2 separate regions of the Homo sapiens genome follow, and region 1 is linked to region 2. Evidence: read pairs that join two places in POLR2A ChIA-PET (ENCODE). Cell type or tissue: endothelial cell of umbilical vein. All regions are shown on one strand. Each heading gives the region's core, and the rest is flanking DNA. Links, peaks and the distances in the headings are about the cores only. Region 1 overlaps SORBS2 (sorbin and SH3 domain containing 2). Region 2 has its middle 36 kb from the start of LINC02427.

Evidence for each region. Peaks named below come from ENCODE experiments on the same cell type or tissue, not always from the same donor. Only the 100,000 strongest peaks of a DNase experiment are listed, where the experiment ranks them.
Region 1: POLR2A ChIA-PET joins it to region 2 with 5 read pairs; 1 of 35 experiments calls an interaction of 5 or more read pairs at or near these places.

The regions. Positions count from the first base shown.
Region 1 is chr4:185,721,366-185,725,765 of GRCh38, forward strand. The region is part of intron 3 of SORBS2 (sorbin and SH3 domain containing 2); the gene reads right to left. Among named protein-coding and RNA genes, the nearest start is that of SORBS2, 89 kb to the right of the region's middle. In endothelial cell of umbilical vein, for the core only: no CTCF peak of the experiment used is centred there; a DNase peak (open chromatin) is centred at 2,596.
Region 2 is chr4:184,571,399-184,575,798 of GRCh38, forward strand. No RefSeq gene overlaps it. Among named protein-coding and RNA genes, the nearest start is that of LINC02427, 36 kb to the left of the region's middle. In endothelial cell of umbilical vein, for the core only: no CTCF peak of the experiment used is centred there; DNase peaks (open chromatin) are centred at 2,523 and 3,683; H3K27ac peaks cover 1,757 bases.

The DNA of each region.
Region 1 (4,400 bases), core at 245-4,244, 1.2 Mb after region 2:
TACCCGGTCCCCACCTACTCTTTAACTATGACAGATGTGAACGTTTGATCTCTTTGCAGACAAGATCAGCACGGTGACTGGGTCTTTGCCCTACCTTCCTAAGCAAATGACAGAACTGGTAGCAGAACTGGAGCCCCTGAAGCTTCTGCAGGCAAACTTCCTGGAGCAGCCCAAGAAAGTCAGAGCCCCTCCTTTTCGTCACATTCAGTTGGAATTTTGGAAACCAAGCATAATGGAGAAATAACTTTTTTGGTATAGCCGGAAGATGAACCCTTGGGCACAGTTTCAAAGTCAAATATTTTACTGTAAAGTGGAAGAAGAAAATACCCAGATCTTTCTGCATAGTCAAGTGGCTTATGTTTTGCACGCATTGGAAAGAAGGGAAAACAAAAGCTGTCTTAGAAGACGAAATCAATCACATGAGGAGTGGCACTGCTCCAGAGAGCTGAGGTCTTCCTCTTAGGAATTACAGACTTTGGTTCCGTATAATTAGGCCCTGTGTTGCTCAACTTCCAAATAATTTAGAGAGAATTATCATGTGAGAGTGCACATATATACATTTTTTTCCAAAACAACCTTCTCAATATGTAGCAAAATGTAGTCAAGGAAGAAAAAAAATGAGAAGTTCTTTAGATTTCAGCCAAAACAATCACTTAAGCTCCAAGTCACTATATAAACACCATTAATACCTGTTAAAAGGTCGTGAATTCTGTAAGAGATGTTTGGAACAAACAGTGCTTCAGAACTACCCACAAAAATAAACAAAAAAGAGATCATATTATGTCACTGGGTCCAGACAGGATGATGAAACGGCTATGATCACGTATAAGCTTTATCTATCTTTCCAGAGAACAGTGTCAGGGACATATGGGTTACTTTCCAAATTTTGTTTAAAAAATATGAAAAACATCTGTGAAATTCTGGTAAGACAAAAAGAGTTTCTAATTCTTTGGATCGCAAAATGATTCTTCAGTTCTAATTAGCTATGATAAATTATGTTAATTCTAAATTATTATCATTCATGTGGGCATTTAATTTAAAAAGTGGCATTATTTGGAAAACAGTCTCTGCAATTTATTCTAATGTAGTTTAACACGAAGCAGCTACATTGCCTTTTTGGATATTTTCAGAAGTGTGAAAACTGTGAATATCACTTCAGGCTTTGCAGAATGGTACTCTACAATGAATCTGTGTCTGGCATCTGATTGGTGATAAAAAAAATTATTGGGAATAGATTATTAGTTATTCTGAGACAGAATTTTGAGAAACTTGTTGAAAGAGTCTTGTTTGAAGAGCCCATAAGGAACCTCCTCCTTCACACCCATACTCTGGCTAAGAATGTTGACTCTTTTTTCTTAATTAAAGGCTGAATCACTGATAATATTGTTGATATTAAGTGCCTACTAACCAGCAGCATGAGCTTTTAACACTTTTAATGTCACCCAAAAGCCTACCCAAAGTGCCCAGGAAAATAAACAGTTTTCTAAGATTCAGTATAATTTTATTTTGTTTTGTAGCTAAAATGCGCCAGAGCTGTATTCATGTCATCACAGTGGGAAGAAGGCAAACATCTGAGAAATTAATAAATCCCACAGCCGATCTGAGCTGTCACCCAACCCCAAAGGGCCTCAGTATCTGCATCTGTATATGGGGATAACTCAGTTCTCCAGAGTTTGTAACAGGCCTAGCACAGTGCCTGCACATGTAAGAGCTCAGAAAGTTATTTGTAAATTAGTAAATTAATTTATAAAATTGTAATAAATCAATAACCATTAAAAAAAAATAAAATAAAATAAATCCCACAGCCACTAAAAGCATATCGTATTTGGGGCACAACTCTGGCCATAGAGGCAAGCACCTGACATAACACAGATGGCTTCTTGCTGGTAGCATGGTGGCAACTTCGCTGAAAACACAGAGACAAGGACTGTTTCACTCTGTCTCCCTTAAGAACTTTGAAAACAGTTTTATGTCTTTGGAGAAGGAGCACCAATTTAGCTTGCATCATGGATCATATAGAACAGGGTATGTTTTAATGTGCTAAAACCTAAGCAATGTATTTAACAGAGCAATCTATTTCCATGAGGTTCGTGAGAAAATAATTCAGAGGCTCTAAGGGAAGTTGGGAGAAGAAAGGACAGCCCGTACCAGTGCACTCAAATAGCCAGAAAGAGCAGAGATGCTGATTGCTCCAAGCAGTAGTCTGAGTCTTATTCTATTCATTTCCTTAGAGTAATTTCCAGTATTTGTTAAGGCATACAGAATTTGGGGGCTTGAGGTAGGGAGTGTGTCTTATCCATGCTTGGAAATGTAACAGCTTTTGAAGTTTTGTAATGTTTCTTTTTTAAAGCAGGCATCTTTCTAGTTCCACTATCTCTGTGGAGTTGAGGAAAGAAAGTAATTCATAGACACAGGGCAGCACGCTGACCTTTCTTCAGTGAACGTCAAGGTCCTGGGCTCATAAGGGAATAAGGAAGAGGAACCTCAGTATATTAATCCATGGGCTCCAGCCACGTGGCAGCTACATATTTTCAATCACTTTGCTTACTTCAAACTTTTCTTGGTGTGCCATGTACATTAAGAACAGATAACTAAGAAGCAACCCTTCTCAGTGTTTTTGGCATCTACTGATCAGCACCTGACATTCCAAGTTATTTCCTCCTCTACTCGGCATGCCGATTTCTGTACTGTTGAACAGCAGGAAGTGCTTTCAAGGGTCTAATAAATTAGCCTTTCGTTGTTTCAACTTCCAAGTGAAGTTAACAATAAAAGAAGCTTAGTATGAAAAAGATCCAGGGTTTCTTAACCTACCTCTTGTTTCTTATTTTCTTTCAGTATTGGCTTTTTTTTGATGATGTTTGGGTGTTTGGGGAGTGGAAACACCATAAATTTGATCTTAAGCTGTGCTGGGACAACTTTTGCATGTTTTTATTGAATACTTGGGATATTCCACTGCCCAGAGAGTTAAAAAAAAAAAAAGACAAAAGGATGAGCAGCTAGTTAATAGTCTTCATAGCCACCAGTTATCCTTTAATCTAGTATTTTCTAGAGTGCTGTGATATTTGCAGAATTAACCCACAAAACAGTATCCTATGGGCCAACCGGTGATGAGACTGAGTTTGCCTTTGAGAACTCCGGTGGGTGTTCTAACCTAACTTTCCTACCTCTCTTCACTGTCATTTATATTGTTGCCTGAGGACTCTTCCTAATACCTAGCCAAAGTATGGGGGGCCTCTGCTGTCTGAGAGGTCAACTTCTAACAATTTAGTGTGACCTCAAGGCCACCCCATGACCTGACTCCATTCTCCTTTTTCACTCTCGTCTTCGGCCACCTCTCTCAATTTGCCAGACTATCTGCTCTCCCTGGAATCCACCATGGACGCTCATGCTGTTTCCCGAATCTGGATGTAGAATTTCCCTGACCTTTTTATTTACAAAATTCTACCCATCTTTCAAGATTTTCCTTTTCCTGAGTTGATTATTCTTTGTTTCTGTGTTCTCAAAACACTTTCCTTGAGCAATGCTAAATACTAGTTTCCTTCACGTCTGTTTCTCTCACCGCAGCATCTGTGAGATTAAGGATAGTGTCTTTTTCACCATTTATCTCTCACTGCTCCTAGTTCAGCACCTTGCATATCTTTCATGCTCAGTGTACTTAAAAACAAAAGAATCATACATAAGACGGTGTTGCCAGTTTATCATTTAATGAAGAGGCTTTTTTCTTTTATCAATTATGGTAAATCTTTGACTAGTTCAAAAAGGGATTTAGGCAGATCTATTTTTGAGCATTTCTCCTGTTAATATTTATATTGAACTTCAGCCTTTTGGGGTCAACAGCTAGAAACCATCACAGCCTGCTATAATCCATTAGTTACAAAAGGATGGAAATTATCCTGCAAAAAGCGCCAGGCTGCAGAGGTTCTTGTTTGGAATTATTACACTGCTGTTGGATATTCTAACTACCCACTTGTGTTCAAAGGAGAAGCGGCATTTGAGAAAGCTTCTAAATGTGGGTTCTGCCACCTACCATGTAGAACTCTATGCCAGTGGGTCAAACATACTTGCCGTCTAATTTAGCATCCCAATATAGATTCTAGCAGAGCTTCTTTGACATAGCTAATCTCTCTGAGTTTCAATTTCCTCACCTATAAACTTGGGAGTAACGACTTTGTGTGGCAAGAACCCCAAGTAATTAATCAAAATTCTAACTTTGTGCTTGGACATAGGGATTGATCATAAATGTGGGCTATTATTGTCTTGATCTTTGTTTTTGCTGTTGTTCATATAGTACTTATTAATATGGCTTCTAATTTCAGGTTTGTCATTTCTGTCGTTTTAATTTTATTTTATCAAATAAATTATCATAATAATCTTTTCATTGGCTCTCCTGTCCCTAGTTC
Region 2 (4,400 bases), core at 180-4,179:
CAATAACCTTGTAGGTTTGGTTCCTCCTCTTCAGAAATTACAATGTCTTCCCTATAGTTATGCATAAACATCTTTTATGTACAAGTGCTGGAAAATTTTAATCTCCAGATACAAGGCCATGGAAAAGGTTTTAGATATGCTACATATTATTCAGCAAACATTTATTAAACTGTCCATGGGCCAACCACTGTTTTAGGGCTGTGGGACAGAAAGATCAATAAATACAAGACCTTTGGCTGGAGAAACTCACAGTTCTTGGCCTGGAATGAACAACCAACAAATCATTGCAATTCTATGTGATGTGCATTATTGTAGCATCATAATGATCTTTTCTTTTTCATATGTTCCCCCAAATGACAATGGCCCAACAAAATGTAAATGGAGGTTACAGGGATCCAGCATCTTAAACAATTCTTCTATGCTCCCTCTCCAGGTTCCTCTGCCAAGATGCAAATACTCCAAGAATGACAATGCCTTTATCAAATCCATTCTCTCTTACTTGAAGTCAGCCTGAGGTCATAGGATGCAACTTTCCCCAGATAATTTTGCCCCATCCTTCATAAACCTTCAAATCTAGCCTGTGACAGACTTCAAAGACAAAACAAAACAAAACAAATTTTCCTGTTATTCACATTTTTAAAAACACCTGTTAACTTCATCACTTTATTCTTTTTCCAATATCAGTGTAGAAACCACAAATTGCTTTGAAAATAATACATTATTAACATCATCAAACATCAAAAATATCAGGCAGAACAAATAACTTTATAGAGTTTGTCTAAATAAGACAATTGGAAAGACAAACTTTTAAAGTATCCTAATTTAATAGAAAATTGTTCAAAATACGATGAAGCAAACAGAAAAAAAACTTAGGAACCAGTATCATGAAAAGAAAGTAAATACAGTGAGCTGAGCTTTGGGTGTGTTTATCATGAAAATGGAAAATGAGAAGGAGCCAACATGCAGTGATCTGAATAAAAGGTGTTATTACTAACATATTTTAGTAATAAGCAAACTGAACTATATTCATCCCTTCATCTACTCAATGACCAAAAGGAATAATGCTTTAGGTTTGCGCAACTTTGGTTAAAAGGATGAAAAACCTTTTGAGCTATTTAAAAAGCAACTAATTGGGCCAGGCGTGGTGGCTCATAATTCTAGCACTTTGGGAGGCCAAGGTAAGAGGATCACTTGAGCTCAAGTATTTGAGACCAGCTTGGGCAACATAGTGAGGCCCCACTTCTCCAAAAAAAATTTTCAATTAGTCAGGCATGGTGGCGCACACCTGTAGTCCCAGCTACTTGGGAGGCTGAGGTGGCAGCATCTCTTGAGCCTAGAAGTTTGAGGCTGCAGTAAGCTATGATTGCACCCCTACACTTCAGCCTGGGTGACAGAATGAGACCCTGTCTCAGAAAAGAAAAAAAAAAGTAACTGAAATTAAATTAGACCAACTGTAGGATTAATTTAATTTAATTTGGAGTAGTTTAGGAAAACATGTTTCCTGAAGAAATGACAACCAAAGAATGACAGACACTTCCTTAAATATCTAAAAAGCTGCTAATGTCTTTGTTTAGATAGCTGTCACTGACAAAGGACCAACAATGATGGCTTTTACTTTTATAAAAATTGTAAGACTTTGGGTTAAAGATGACAAAATGAAGCCTAATAACAAGTTCTACCTCTCTTAACACCTAAAGACAACAGAAAAAGCACAAGTCACCTGGAGTAACCAGACACAGAAACAGGTCAGGCTGTAAACTTCAGAAGGAGACGATGGTCAACAAAAAGGGAAAGAAAATGTTGGCAAGGCCCATCCAGGTGCCAGATCCGCTCCCACCAAAGAAAAGAGGTCTGGAGCCACTGGGCAGTACACAACAGGCAGTGTCTAGGGCCACAAAGCCATAAGGACCTCCAAGGACATTTCAGATCTCAAAAAAATGTTATCCTATCAAAATGAAAAATATAAGAATAAAAATTAATTAAAATGTTAGGTCTATACTATAAAAACCCTTTCAAAAATTTTATAGGAAAATTATATTTAGTCTGGGCGTGGTGGCTCACACCTGTCATCCCAGCACTTTGGGAGGCCAAGGCAGTTGGATTGCTTGAGCCCAAAAGTTCCAGACCAGCCTGGGCAGCATGGCAAAACCCTGTCTCTACCAGAAACACAAAAATTAGTGGGGCGTGGTGGCACACGCCTCTAATCTCAGCTACTTGGGAGGCTGAGGCACGAGAATTGCTTGAACCCAGAGGCAGAAATTGCAGGGAGCTGGGATTGCGCCACTACATTCTGATCTGGGTGACACAGCAAGACTCTGTCTCAAAAAAAAAAAAGAAAAAAAAAAGATTAGCATTGACTTCACTTTTACTTTAGTCATTTTTTTCTGTTAAATTCAAGTAAAATACAACCACCCAAGTAAAAAAAAAAAATCTTGTTGAATTAGCTCAATGGAAGAAGGAGATGATGAAGATAAGAACGGTAAATAGAAATGACTCAATCTGAACAGAGACACATGGGCTGAAAAAAATAGAGTCTCAGGAAGCCTTGAAATAACAAAAGTTCTAGCGTTCATTTCACTGGAGTCATACAAGGAGAAAAGACATCATAAGAAGCTGAAAAAAGAATTTAGAGAAATAACAGCTGAAAACATCCCAAATTTGGTGAAAGACATAAGTCTTCAGATTCAAGAAAATCTGAGTGAACTCCAAGTTAAATAAATCCAAAGCAGTCCCTACCAAGACACATCATAATCAAACTTCCAAAAGCAAAAGGCAAAGAAAGCAATCTTTTTTTTTATTTTGTTTTTTTTTCTTTTTTTTTATTATACTTTAAGTTTTAGGGTACATGTGCACAACATGCAGGTTTGTTACATATGTATACATGTGCCATGTTGGTGTGCTGCACCCATTAACTCGTCATTTAACATTAGGTATATCTCCTAATGCTATCCCTCCCCCCTCCCCCCACCCCACAACAGGCCCCAGTGTGTGATGTTCCCCTTCCTGTGTCCATGTGTTCTCATTGTTCAATTCCCACCTATGAGTGAGAACACGCGGTGTTTGGTTTTTTGTCCTTGCGATAGTTTGCTGACAATGATGGTTTCCAGCTTCATCCATGTCCCTACAAAGGACATGAACTCATCATTTTTTATGGCTGCATAGTACTCCATGGTGTATATGTGCCACATTTTCTTAATCCAGTCTATCATTGTTGGACATTTGGGTTGGTTCCAAGTCTTTGCTATTGTGAATAGTGCCGCAATAAACACACGTGTGCATATGTCTTTATAGCAGCATGATTTATAATTCTTTGGGCATATACCCAGTAATGGGATGGCTGGGTCAAATGGTATTTCTAGTTCTAGATCCCCGAGGAATCGCCACACTGACTTCCACAATGGTTGAACTAGTTTACAGTCCCACCAACAGTGTAAAAGTGTTCCTATTTCTCCACATCCTCTCCAGCACCTGTTGTTTCCTGACTTTTTAACAAAGAAAGCAATCTTAAAAACAATCAGTAAGAAATGAAACGTTTCCTGCAGGGGAACACCAACCCAAATAACAACAGAAATCATCCAAAATCACAGAGGCCAGAGGAGGTGACGTGACAATTTGCAAGTCTGAAAGAAAACGTCAACTGCACATTCTATATTCAAAGAAAATATTCTTCAGAAAGGAAGGGGAAATAAATGAAAACGCCCTCAGACCAAAGAAAACAAAGAGAATTTGTCACTAGCACGCCTACCACTAAAGAATAGCTGAAGTAATTTTTCCAGATAGAAAGGAAATGATAACAGAAGAAGGCCAAGAACTTGAGAGGAAAGTAAGAACCATGGAATGAGTAAAACTAAAGATAAATATAATAGACTTGCCTTCTTCTTATGAATTTCTGAAATCATATTTGATGATTAAAGCAAAAATTGTAATAGCATATGTTGGAATGCTCAATATAAAAAAATAAATATTTGAAAGAATTATACCTAAAAAGTAGAGAGGATAAAGACCTAAATGAAAGTAAGTTTTCAATGCTCCACTGCAAGGAGTTAAATGTTGATAGCAATAGGCTAAGTTATAGATATATACTGTAATACCTACAGCAACCACCGAGAGAGCTATGTAAAGTGATATACTCAAATACAGTATAAATTAAACAAGATGGAATTTTAAAAGTGATCAAGTATCCCATGGGAAGACTAGAACAGGGAAACAGGAAACAAACAGAAAACAAATAATAAAATGGCAGAATTAAGCTCTAACACATCAAGAATTACTTTAAAAGTACATGGTCTATCAATTTACCTTTGATGTAAAGAATAGAGATGGCAGTTTAAAGAAAATAAAACATAACCCAACTACATGCCATCTACAAGAACCTCACTTCAAATACAGCATAAATAAGT